3 separate regions of the Homo sapiens genome follow, and all the other regions are linked to region 3. A link is an interaction called in ENCODE POLR2A ChIA-PET data of the cell type or tissue named here. Cell type or tissue: K562. All regions are shown on one strand.

What was found. ChIA-PET counts read pairs that join two places held together with the same protein. Peaks named below come from ENCODE experiments on the same cell type or tissue, not always from the same donor. Only the 100,000 strongest peaks of a DNase experiment are listed, where the experiment ranks them.
Region 1: POLR2A ChIA-PET joins it to region 3 with 7 read pairs; 5 of 35 experiments call an interaction of 5 or more read pairs at or near these places.
Region 2: POLR2A ChIA-PET joins it to region 3 with 6 read pairs; 5 of 35 experiments call an interaction of 5 or more read pairs at or near these places.

The regions. Positions count from the first base shown.
Region 1 is chr9:130,606,817-130,610,816 of GRCh38, forward strand. It overlaps FUBP3 (far upstream element binding protein 3), which reads left to right. Exons shown (of 19, transcript NM_003934.2): 3 at 3,138-3,171. Among named protein-coding and RNA genes, the nearest start is that of MIR6856, 17 kb to the right of the region's middle. In K562, no CTCF peak of the experiment used is centred here; no DNase peak of the experiment used is centred here.
Region 2 is chr9:130,598,603-130,602,602 of GRCh38, forward strand. The region is part of intron 2 of FUBP3 (far upstream element binding protein 3); the gene reads left to right. Among named protein-coding and RNA genes, the nearest start is that of FUBP3, 21 kb to the left of the region's middle. In K562, no CTCF peak of the experiment used is centred here; no DNase peak of the experiment used is centred here.
Region 3 is chr9:130,530,020-130,534,019 of GRCh38, forward strand. No RefSeq gene overlaps it. Among named protein-coding and RNA genes, the nearest start is that of FUBP3, 48 kb to the right of the region's middle. In K562, no CTCF peak of the experiment used is centred here; a DNase peak (open chromatin) is centred at 1,832.

The DNA.
Region 1 (4,000 bases), 77 kb after region 3:
TCTCAGGAAAAAAAAAAAGCTGATGTGTATTGCAAAGTTGCATGTATTTCCCAGTGCAGTTTTGTTTCTTTTGGAGGAGAAAAAAAAAATGAAATCTTTTTTTCTTCACTAATAGGGAAAAATGTGTCTGATCACCTTTTTTTGTGTTATTGTTTGTTTGATTGATTGATTTTTAAGATTGTTCTGCTCTGTCACCCAGGCTGGAGTGCAATGACACGATCCCAGCTCCCTGCAACTTCCACCTCCCCGGTTCATTGTGCATCAGCCTCCCGAGTAGCTGGGATTACAGATGTGCACCACCACACCCAGCTAATTTGTGTATTTTTTTTTTTTTTACTAGAGACAGGGTTTTGCCATGTTGGCCAGGCAGGTCTCGAACTCCTGGCCTCAAGTTATCTGCCTGCCTTGGCCTCCCAAAGTGCTGGGATTACAGGCATGAGTGACAGCACCTGACCTGACCTCCTTTTTTTTTTTTTTTAAGATTATTATTAAAATTGGCAGAGTATTACTCTTCAGAAAGAATTTATGATATCGTAGGATGACTCACAGCCCAGGCAGTTCGTATTATATAGTGCACAAGGGAAACGAGAACTACACCTGTATATGCTGGAATTGCTCCAACGGGACCTTTAGAAGCAAGAAGATGCATTGTCAACCAGCACACACCATTAGTGGAAACAGGACTGATTTTACCCAGCATTTTTCCTTTTTTACAGGAAAATGAGTGTAGTTCCATTCAATTGAATATGATAGGTGTTCCCATCTGCCTCCTTAGTGTGACCCCTCCTCATTGCGAAGACTGAGGAGAGGTTCCTGTTCCTGGAGTTGGACATAGAAGTTGGCCATATGAGTACCCAGCGCCCCTGATCTAACTGCTGGTTTTCATTTTTAGGCAGCAAATGGGAATGTTCCGAAGGGAATGAAACTGCAATCACATGTTTCAGCCTTGGGTGGACTCCAGCATTTGCATGGAGGAGGGAGATGATTTATCCTTCCTAAGCATCTGCCAGCTCAGAGTTGACTCTGGACTTGAACCTGATTTCCTCTCAGTGATGCGGCTCTCAGCAGCCCATCTATCTGTGGGATGATAGTGTGAACATTTTCATCTCTGGTCATTATGAGTGCCTCCACCGTGGCTGGCAGGAATGGTGTCATGTGCGTGGCACCTGTAACACATACTTTGCCAACAAAAAGGAATTGCCATTTTTGTGATGAGCACAAAATTTCAAATGGCTTTTGAACAGGAGCCCTCTGAATATTCTTGTGAATCTCAGGAAGTTCTTTATGGTAGCACTGCCCTTTGTTTCTGTGGCTTTTCTGGCTGAGACAGAAATTTCTGAAGATCATCGGCCCTTTGACATCCTTTACCAAACAACGCAGTGGACCAGAACCCACGGTGCGGCCTCATTCCCCCAGCTGAGGAATGCTGAGCACCTCTCCTCTGTGTTCTCATCATTTCAAGACATTTTAGTTCTTCTGGCTTCAGTAGATTCTTTACCCACTAAGAGGGGAATTCTGATAGCAATCAGGGAAGCTGAGCTTGACCCATAAATAGGAACAGCTAACCAAGCTCACAGGTACTCTGTCGTTGACATTCTCCTTTGGTGTGTTTCTTTTCCTCCCCACTGCCCTATGTGGCCAACATACCTCCCTCAGGAATGTCTCAGCCCCAACATTATTCAGGGGCTGAGTCTGTGGTGAGGATTTCTTTCCTGACCTGGTGATTGTCCAGTTTTCATGCAGAATGGGAGTTGTGAACACTACCTGTTCCAAGCAAGAATGTTTGTTATATTCAAACAGATAGGCAAAGAGAAAATTTTAAGAGTCAGTAAAAAACAATTCTCTTATCCCTGAGATAAGCAGATTAATAGTGTCTAGTGTCAATATTTTGGCTGTAGACCATTATCTTGTTATTGATCCAGAAGAAATATGGTATTGACTTAGTAGCTTCGTTTGCTTTTTGCTAGCATTGTTTTGCTTTGCTTTTTCTTCTTTTTAAATGTCACGGTCTGCTTTTTTTCCTTTGTCTCTTTACTGTCCAGTCGGAGAATGACAGCAGTGAGTTTGAGCACAAGCAGAGCAGTTGGCTCCCTGTTCTGATTCAGATGGAGTTCAATTGTCAAACCATTTCATTCTCTGTCCTCAAGTGGGTGTAATCGATCCTTTGCGACTTAGCTCATGTCCTTAGAATAACTTTCCCCAAAGACGTATTTCTGAATGCCCTTTTTAGCATGTTGTAAGGTGCATTTGGTTCTTTGTGATATGTTTAGGATTTGTATTTTTTCATTGTCTGCTGACTGTGTTTCCTGAGCTGCATTTTCCAAAAGAGAAACACTACAGAATCATTTTTGCTGATGGCTGGTGAAGGAGAGACACTCATCAATAGCTGAAAGAGGAGAAACTGGAACAAAAAGTGTAGCTAAAGTGGTTTTGTGGGAATGTGATTACAGAGTTGGTTTTAATAATAAGAGGCTGTTTGGCACCGTTGTCTTTGTGAAATGGGCTTGAAAGGCAGTTGCTCATTCTTAGTGTCCGCTGCACATGGACTGCTCTGGTGGGTCCGTGACGAGGCCTGTGGAGGTAGGAGGCTGGATCCTCTCCTTCAGATGCTTATGGTCTTGGGGGTGGGGGGGCCGGCGAGGGGGGCACCAGGGGGCGTCTCCTCCCCCGTGGCCAGGAGGAGCATATGTGCGTGTTCCTCATGACTACAGCTGCTGTGGAGCAGTCCTTAACAATGCATCCAAGGAGGGTAAATCTTCTCATTTGTTTTTAAAAGAGAAAGAAGGATCTCTTTCCATCTTTACATTGAGTTTGGATCCAGAGCAGGAGGGAGGTAGGAAGTTAGAGGGATTTAGGCTAGCAGGATTTTCTCCCAGGCCTCACAGCATGTGGACACACAGATCAATTTCTTATCCTGTGTTCAGCTGGACACTGGGTTACAGACTGTGTTGATCAAGATGTCCCCTCCTGTTTCATATCATATAACGCATTCATTTCAGCCACTGAGCCTAAATTACTGTTTGCTTTCTTTCTGCCTTTCTTTTCCACCCCACCCGAAATGGTAAGAATGGTAAGGATGAAGTTAGTTTATCCGTGCTAATGCTTTGATTTTTTTTTTCTCTTTCTCTTTGCCACAGTAGGTAACCAGTTAGGGGCCTTGGTACATCAAAGGTAAGCAGTGGGTTACGTTTTATTATTTATTGATCATTTCTAATTGTTTATTGATCCACCATCTGTACTAGAGTGCTAGAAAGTCAGAGGTTGAGAATGTGAAAAAGCATGGGTTAGGCTTCTTTAAGACTCGAGTTTTTTGCTAGCCATTTCTAAGATAGTGTCAGCTCAGGGATAAACTAATACAAGGCATTAAAAATCAGCCATTATTGCAGTAACTTAAAATACTTGTAGAAGATTGGAGTTGCTCTTTCTACCAATGTACATTTAATTTAAAAGGAGAGAATGAGATTTTCCCACCTGGTTTTGTGGTGTTGCCAGTATTTTATTAATCCTTAACCCCTTCACCTGAGAAGAGACACCTCGAAGTGTGAGGGTCAGACACTCACAAGAGAATGCTTTGGGTGCCCAGGGAGTATGGGTGGGTGGCTAGTGCGTGGTGAGGAGGCCAGAAGCCAGGGTTCCATCCTTCCGAAGTGGTAGGGACTTGCCAGAGAGCCTCAGCCCAGCTAATTCTCTGTTTCTGTGTCCCCTCATAGCCTTCTGTCAAACGTAGAAGATTTAGAGAGATACAGAAAGAGCCCTGAGTTTTACAAAGGCCAATCTGTAAGATGGGGTATGTGTGGTCATAGTGTATCGCCCTTCAAACAGGGAAAAATATACAAGAAACTGCCACAGTTTCTCTTCTGGAAGGATGAATTTTGTGCTATGTATCTGTTGCTGTAACATATCCTTAACCTTCTATCAGCAAAACAATTCTGTCATCTTGTATTCTGCCTAGGTGTTTGGGAGTTTCTAGAAATCACCGGTCATCAGTTAAACAAAAGTT
Region 2 (4,000 bases), 69 kb after region 3:
TCATCCCTATTTGGCCTAGGGAATCACTAACACCAGTCAAATATAAAAAGATCACAGCGTACTATTTTGGATAAGTAGTTTAAATGGTTATCTTAGTTCCAGTGGCCCTGGGGTGGATTTTCTGTTTTGTGGTCATAAACACTTTGTAAATACACACGAATTTTTACAATCAAGTGAGTGCCATCCCCTTAAAATCTTCAGTGTGAGTCTAAAGAATTTTCCCCCAAAGGCTCCCACATCTAAAAACAGTGGCCATCTCCTCTTAGAATTCCTAGAGATGCCCAGCATGGTGGCTCACACCTGTAATCCCAGCTACCCAGGAGGCTGAGGTGGTGGGAAAGCTTGAGCCCAGACATTCGAGGCCAGCCTGGGCAACATAGCAAAACCGTATTTCCGAAAAATAAATAAGGCCGGGCACTGTGGCTCACGCCTGTAATCCCAGCACTTTGGGAGGCCAAGGCAGGCAAATCACGAGGTCAGGAGATTGAGACCATCCTGGCTGACACGGTGAAACCCCGTCTCTACTAAAAATACAAAAAATTAGCTGGATGTCATGGCACGCGCCTGTAGTCCCAGCTGCTTGGGAGGCTGAGGCAGGAGAATCACTTGAACCTGGGAGACGGAGGTTGCAGTGAGCCAAGATCGCACCACTGCACTCCAGCCTGGGCAACAGAGTGAGACTCCATCTCAAAAAATACATATATACATATATAGATACACATATATACACACATATATACACATATATATAAGTATATGTGTGTGTGTGTGTGTGTGTGTGTATATATATATATATGTAAAGTTTTTTTTAATATGCTAGGCAGTGGAACAAGGGAAAGGATTTGTTCCTGATATAGAAAGGGATTTGGGTTAGTTGTGTTTCAGAGAGTGGCAGTTTTGAGCCACTTGTCAGAACGCTGTTCATGAGTCTGCTTAGAACCCAGAGCAGAATTTAGAGCTCAGTTTGAAAGCTTGCCTGAATGCCTGTCCGTGGGAAGAGCAGTCACCAGTCACTCCACCGCCCTCCAGCTTTGGATCAGGCCATTTTAACCTTCACTGTCTTCAATCTTGATACCCACATGTTCCAGCAGTCTTTGATATGCATCCTTGGCACCCCACCAGTTCAGGAATCTGCCTTCTGGTCTCAGTTGTGGCACCTTTTTCATCCAGTACTTCTCTCATGTTTCAACTGGAGCCTCTCCCTGCAGTCAGTCCAACCAGTTTCATTCCTCCAGTAACCAGGGAGGTGCAGATCTTGCAACCTGGCCATTGCCTGCCCTCCCGCTTGGCTCCTCCCGTGCACCTCCTGTGCTCCTCCTGTGTAGCAGCCTGGCTGCCTGTCTCCTCTCTCCCCTCACCCAGCTCTTAACCTGCCCAACTCCTGCTCAGCCAACTTCTTCCTAGAAACCTGTCCTCTTCCTTATCTTTTGACTTTCTTCGGGGCTCAGCCCACATGCCACCTAGCCTCTTGGTCTTCTCTCTACCTTTTCCTTCCTTCCTCCCTCCCTCCCTCCCTCCCTCCCTCTTTCCCCCTCTTTTCCCTTTTTCACACACCCACCTGACCAGTGAATATTAAGTCATATCCTTCTCTGAATTTCTAAAGCAGTGTATTTGCCCTCTGCTCAGGGCAGACCTTCCTTCCGCGGTTACTGGGTCCCGCTGTGCACCTCTCCTAGCAGAGCCTACGTGATGTGGCCATAAAGACTGGCTTCATTTCCCATGGACTCTTCATGCTCAAGTTCTCCCATGTTTTTCATGCTCAAGTTCTCCCGTGTTTCCTACGATTTGCATTTTTAAATTTTGGGAAAAGTAAGTTCCAAATTTAAGACAATAGTATTAGCTAAGTGATTTAGAAGTGCGAATTTAAATGTAATCTAAATTAGAGGTTGGCAAGCTTTTCTTTCTTTTTTTTAAAGACAGGGTCTCACTCTTGCTGAGGCTGGAGTGCAGTGGGGCAGTCATGGTTCACTGCAGCCTCTATCCCCCAGGCTCAGGTGATCCTCCCACCTCAGCCTCCTGGGTAGCTGGGACTGCACTGCACCTGGCAACAAGCTTTTTTATAAAGGACCTGATAGTAAGCATTTTAGGGGCCAGGCATGGTGGCTTATGCCTATAATCCCAGCACTTTGGGAGGCCGAGGTGGGAGGATTGCTTGCGTCCAGGAGTTTGAGACCAGCCTGGGCAATATAGCAAGACCCCATCTCTACAAAAAAATGAAAGAAGATTAGCTGGGTGTGGTGGTGCATGCCTGCAGCCCCAGCTACTCAGGAGGCTGAGGTGGGAGGATTGCCTGAGCCTGGGAGGTCAAGACCACAGTAAGCAGTGATCGCACCACTGCACTCCGCTTGGGTGACATAGTGATCTCAGAACAAACAAAAATAAATTTAAGCTTGCAGGCTATGTATCCCACCTACTAAGCTACGCTATTGGAGTTCAAAAACAGCTGTAGCATCTACATAAACAAAGAGCATGGCTGTGAGCCAATAAGATATTTCACCGAAACAGGCAGCTGGCCCTCAAGCTTAATTTGCCAGCCCTCAACTAAAATCAGCCTCATCAGTTGATGAAAACATTTTCTTCATCTTTAGTTAGGGAAGTATATAGAGAGTACCCCTCCCCCAGTTTCTTTAAACAAGTCTCCCGTCTCATGGTTCACTGTCCAACTGCCCTAACCACCTGAAACAAGTGCTTTCTCATGTTTGCCCAGAGCTGATGGACAGACAGAGAAGTCACTTCCCATTTGTCCCTCTGTATCTCTCCTGATCAAAGATCAAAGCCTTTCCAGTTTTCTTCCTCAGGAGCATTTTTAGGAGCTTTTTTAGTTGAACTAAGCAGGCCTCATACTCCCCCTGCATTCTGTGTAGTGGGTGGCACCAAAACCAGGACTTCAGGAGAGTACAGCACTGTCCTCACCACTGGGGTGGCGGGGGTAAGGCCATGCAAGGGGCTTTGAAACTATGCCTGCCTCTTCACTCAAAGACTCGTCTTTGCTATTTATGTAGCACCTTTTTTTTTGTCCTTTTTATTCTTTTTACTTCATGACCTGCTGAAGAACAGCACCTTTTATAGTACCACACTTTCTACTTTTGATAATACAGTTGTTCCCCATTTATTCATGACTTCGTTTTCCACGGTTTCAGTTACCCACGGTCAACCACTGCCGAAATTATTAAATGGAAATTTTAGAAATAATTCCTAATTTTTTTTTTTTTTTTTTGAGATGGAGTCTTGCTCTGTCACCCAGGCTGGAGTGTAGTGGTGCGATCTTGGCTCACTGCAACCTCTGCCTCCCAGGTTCAAGTGATTCTCCTGCCTCAGCCTCCCAATTAGCTGGGATTACAGGCGTGCGCCACCACAACTAGCTAATTTTTGTATTTTTAGTAGAGATGGGGTTTCACCATGTTGGCCAGGCTGGTCTTGAACTCCTGACCTCGTGATCCACCTGCCTCGGCCTCCCAGAGGGCTGGGATTACAGGCGTGAGCCACCGCACCCAGCCAATTCCTAATTTTTAAATTGTACACCATTCTGAGTAGCATGTGTATCCACACTGTATACACTACCCACTCACCAATGTATAGGAAAAAATGTAGCGTATACAGGGTTCGGTACTCTCCATGGCTTCAGCCACCTACCAGGGGTCTTGGAACATATCCCTCATGGATGAGGGGGAACTGCTGTATTCTTACGGGGTAAAGGACGAATTCTTGGGCGTTCTGTCAAATGAATTATTTGCAGGAAGAGTGAAATAGACTATTTCTGTGATCCTTTCCAAGCTTTGTTTCAGTACTTGTGGCATAGGGCAAGGACAGAAAAGGAAGACAGGAGGGAGGAAAAGACGTTTGAAAATCCCAGACCTCAAGGAGAGACAGGAGATAGGAGGTACAAGTGCTAGCGGTGGTGAGAGCCATGATGCCCGGACCCCTGCCTGTGACCTGCACCCCAGGCAGGTGCTGAGGCCACCAGTCTCCACTCTGGAAAGAGGGAAGTGAATCTCAGAAG
Region 3 (4,000 bases):
CAAGTCTCTCTTCAGCTTTTTTTGTTTGTTTCATTTTCTTTGAGATGGAGTCTCGCTCTGTCACCCAGGCTGGAGTGCAGTGGCGTGATCTCAGCTCACTGCAATCTTAGTCTCCAGGGCTCAAGGGATCCTCCCACCTCAGCCTCCCAAGTAGCTGGGATTACAGGCATGCACCACCACGCCAGACTAATTTTTGTATTTTGGTAGAGATGGGGTTTCGCCATGTTGTCCAGGCTGGTCTCAAACTCCTGGACTCAAGTGATTCACCCACCTCAGCCTCCCAAAGTGCTGGGATTACAGGCGTGAGCCACTGGGCCCAGACTTAAGGTTTTACCTAATTAAGTCCAGCCTAACCCTTTCAATGAACTCAAAATGAACTGCCTTGAGATCTAAATTACACCTGCAAAACTCCTTCAGCTTTATCATCTCAGCCAAAAGCACATCCCTAGTCCCACCCACAGTCAAAAGGAGGGGTTACAAAGAGTGTACATACCAAAGGTTAAAAATCAGTGGGAGTCAGCCAGGGATGGTGGCTCATGCCTACAGTCCTAGCTACTTGGGAGGCTGAGGCGGGAGGATCTCTTGAGCCCAGGAGTTCAAGACCAGCCTGGGCAACATAGCAAGACTCCATTCTTTTAAACAAAAATTACAGGGGTCACTTTAGGGTCTGTCTGCCACAAATGGTAATGACAATTCTAACCTCTTCAACCCCAATTAAAAATTAATCATTTACTAAAAACTTACGAATTCATTAATTAATTGTGTCAGACTCCTTTTATCTTTTTTCTTTTTTCTTTTTTTTTTTTTGAGATGGAGTCTCGCTCTGTCACCCAGGCTGGAGTGCTGTGGTGCGATCTCAGCTCACTGCAACCTCTGCCTCCCGGGTTCAAGCGATTCTTCTGCCTCAGCCTCCTGAGTATCTGGGATTACAGGCACAGCCACCATGCCCGGCTAATTTTTGTATTTTTGGTAAAGATGGGGTTTTACCATGTTGACCAGGCTAGTCTCAAACTCCTGATCTCAAATGACCCGCCCGCCTAGGCCTCCCAAAGTGCTGGGATCACAGGCATGAGCCGCCGCGCCCGGCCTGCATCATATTTCATTATGGGAATGCACCACGATTTATTTCACAACTTCTGTTGACAGATATTTGGGTTGCTCCCAGTTTCTGGCTATTGAAATAGAGCTGCTAGCACGTGGGATTCTGGATCAGATTTTAGACAATCCAAAGACATTAATGAAAAAACTGATGAAATCAAAGTCTGTAGTTTAATTAGTAATATTGCACCCATGTTAATTTCTTAGTTTTGACAAATGGGCCATGGTTATAGAAGATGTTAACTGTAGAAGAAAGTGAATGATGAGTATACAGGGGCTCTCGGCACTATCCTTGCAACTTTTCTATAAAGCTAAAATTATTCTGGGCCCAGGCGTGGTGGCTCACATCTGTAATCCCAGCACTTTAGGAGCCAAGGTTGGAAGATCACTTGAGGCCAGGAGTTCAAGGCCAGCTTGGTCAACAGAGGGAGACCCTGTCTGTACAGAACAAATAATAATAAAAATAATTCCAAAATAAAAATTTTTATAAAAATAAGTAAATAAAGCTAATAGCAAACATCTGCTACAGGCCACGGAGGAGTAGTGGGTATACAACTAGCCCTTGATGGAATCTATGAGGCTACTCTGTTCGGTGCAAGACCATAGATTCAGACTGTGCAAGACCACAATCCCTGAGAGAAGGGAAACCCATGAAGTGAGCCCCACAATCACCAGATCTCTGCCTGGGGCCAATTTCCCAGCCACAGACCAGAGAGCAGGGATCCAAGCTGCAGTCATCCTGCTGAGCTGGGAGGCAGAGATAAGGACACGGAGCTACTGAGGCCGCAGGGTCTGCAGGGCTGGAGGAAAGGATGATGCCAGGGCTGGGTTTCTTTTTTTTTTTCCTTTCTTTCTTTCTTTCTTTCTTTTTTTTTTTTTTTTTTTTGAGACAGAGTTTCGCTCTTGTTGCCCAGGCTGGAGTGCAATGGCGCGATCTCGGCTCACCGTAACCTCCACCTCCAGGATACAAGCAATTCTCCTGCCTCAGCCTCCCGAGTAGCTGGGATTACAGGTATGTGCCACCACATTCAGCTAATTTTGTAATTTTTAATAAAGACGGGGCTTCTCCATGCTAGTCAAGCTGGTCTCGAACTCCCAACCTCAGGTGATCCACCCACCTCGGCCTCCTAACGTGCTAGGATTACAGATGTGAGCCACCATACCTGGATCTTTTTTTTTTTTTTTTTTTTTTTTTTTTTTGAGACAGAGTCTTGCTCTGTCACCCAGGCTGGAATGCAGTGGCACCATCCCAGCTCACTGCAACCTCCGCCTCCCAGGTTCAGGCGATTCTCCTGCCTCAGCCTCCCAAGAAGCTGGGACTATAGGCATGTGCCAAACCTGGCTAATTTTTGGATTTTTAGTAGAGATAGGGTTTTGTTATGCTGGCCAGTCTGGATTCAAACGCCTGAGCTCAGGCAATCCGCCCACCTTGGCCTACCAAAGTGGTAGGATTACAGGCATGAGCCAGCATGCCCAGCCTCAGGCTGGGTTTCTAAGCAAGTCTTTGACTATGGCCTGGGGGGCACACACTCAGGACAAGACGACTTGAGGCTTTCCAGAGAGCAGCTGCTGTGAGTGCAGTGTGGGACCAGATCCTTGAAGACCCCCTGGGGGAAAAGAGGCGGGATGGCAGAGGAAAGGGTGGGAGCGGATCACACAGGTCCCTGAGGGCTGAGAGGAGGGTTTGGCTTTTGCTCCAAGCAAAGTGAAGACACCAAATGGTTTGGGCAGAGGAGTGCCCTGCCCTGCCATTGATAAAGGGCCCCGCTGGCTGCTGAGTGAAGAGCCTGTTAGATCTGTGGTGGGGGCTCGGGTCAGAGCCGAGGGTGGAGGTGGCTGTCAGTGTCAGAGCGGAAGCCACTCCAAAGGTGGAGCCCATCAACTGGACCTGGGGGTGGGAGGAAGACAGGAGCCAGGAGGGCTCCAAAGTTCTGGCCTGTTGATTTCCGAGACACTTGGCTTTTCCTTTTTTCTCCTTTTGAAAACCAGTTAATAGACGCTTGGCTTTTTCTTACAGCAGGTGTGCATTACCATTGCAATGAGAAAACCCCAAAAAGACATACCTTTTACTGGAGGGGGAGAAGGCATTCTCCATGTTGAAAGCATTCTCCACTCCTTTCCCGAGGGGAGCCATGAAGGAGACACGCGTCTTTCCCAGGTGCCCCCCATTGCCCAGTGGTCTGCCCCGTCTGCTGCACAAGGTTTGTCTCTGTCTCTTGCTCCTTCTTCCCGCTATGTGTGTCCCTCCTGTCCTCCAGCCCCTGAACAGGTGCTGCAGGGATGGACAATGGGGAAGAGCCAGCACTGGGGCTGGGTGGGGGTGGATGAGGGGTGCAAGAAGTTCAATGAAAGACTTGCCTTTGGTTAAAACAAATTTTTTTTTTTAAAAGAGCATCTTTCTCCCCTATCCGAGCAAGGATGGCCTTTGGGACCACCAATGCTTGTGACTACGACTTGCAGAACAGAGACCTCTCTTGGTCTCACTCCTGCGCCCAGCCTCTTGTGGCCTCACTGGCCCTGGCTGTGGTCCCTCCTGCCCCTCAGGGGTCCCTTCCCACCTCAGAACCTTCCTTTTTTTTTTTTAGACGGAGTCTTGCTCTGTCGCCCAGGCTGGAATGCAGTGGCGCCATCTCGGCTTACAGCAACCTCCACTTCCCGGGTTCAAGAGATTCTCCTGCCTCACCCTCCTGAGTACCTGGGATTACAGGCGTGTGCCACCATACACCGCTAATTTTTTTTTCATATTTTTAGTAGAAACAGGGTGGCCGGGTGCGGTGGCTCAAGCCTGTAATCCCAATACTTTGGGAGGCCGAGGCAGGCAGATCACGAGGTCAAGAGATTGAGACCATCCTGGCCAACATGGTGAAACCCCGTCTCTACTAAAAATACAAAAATTAACTGG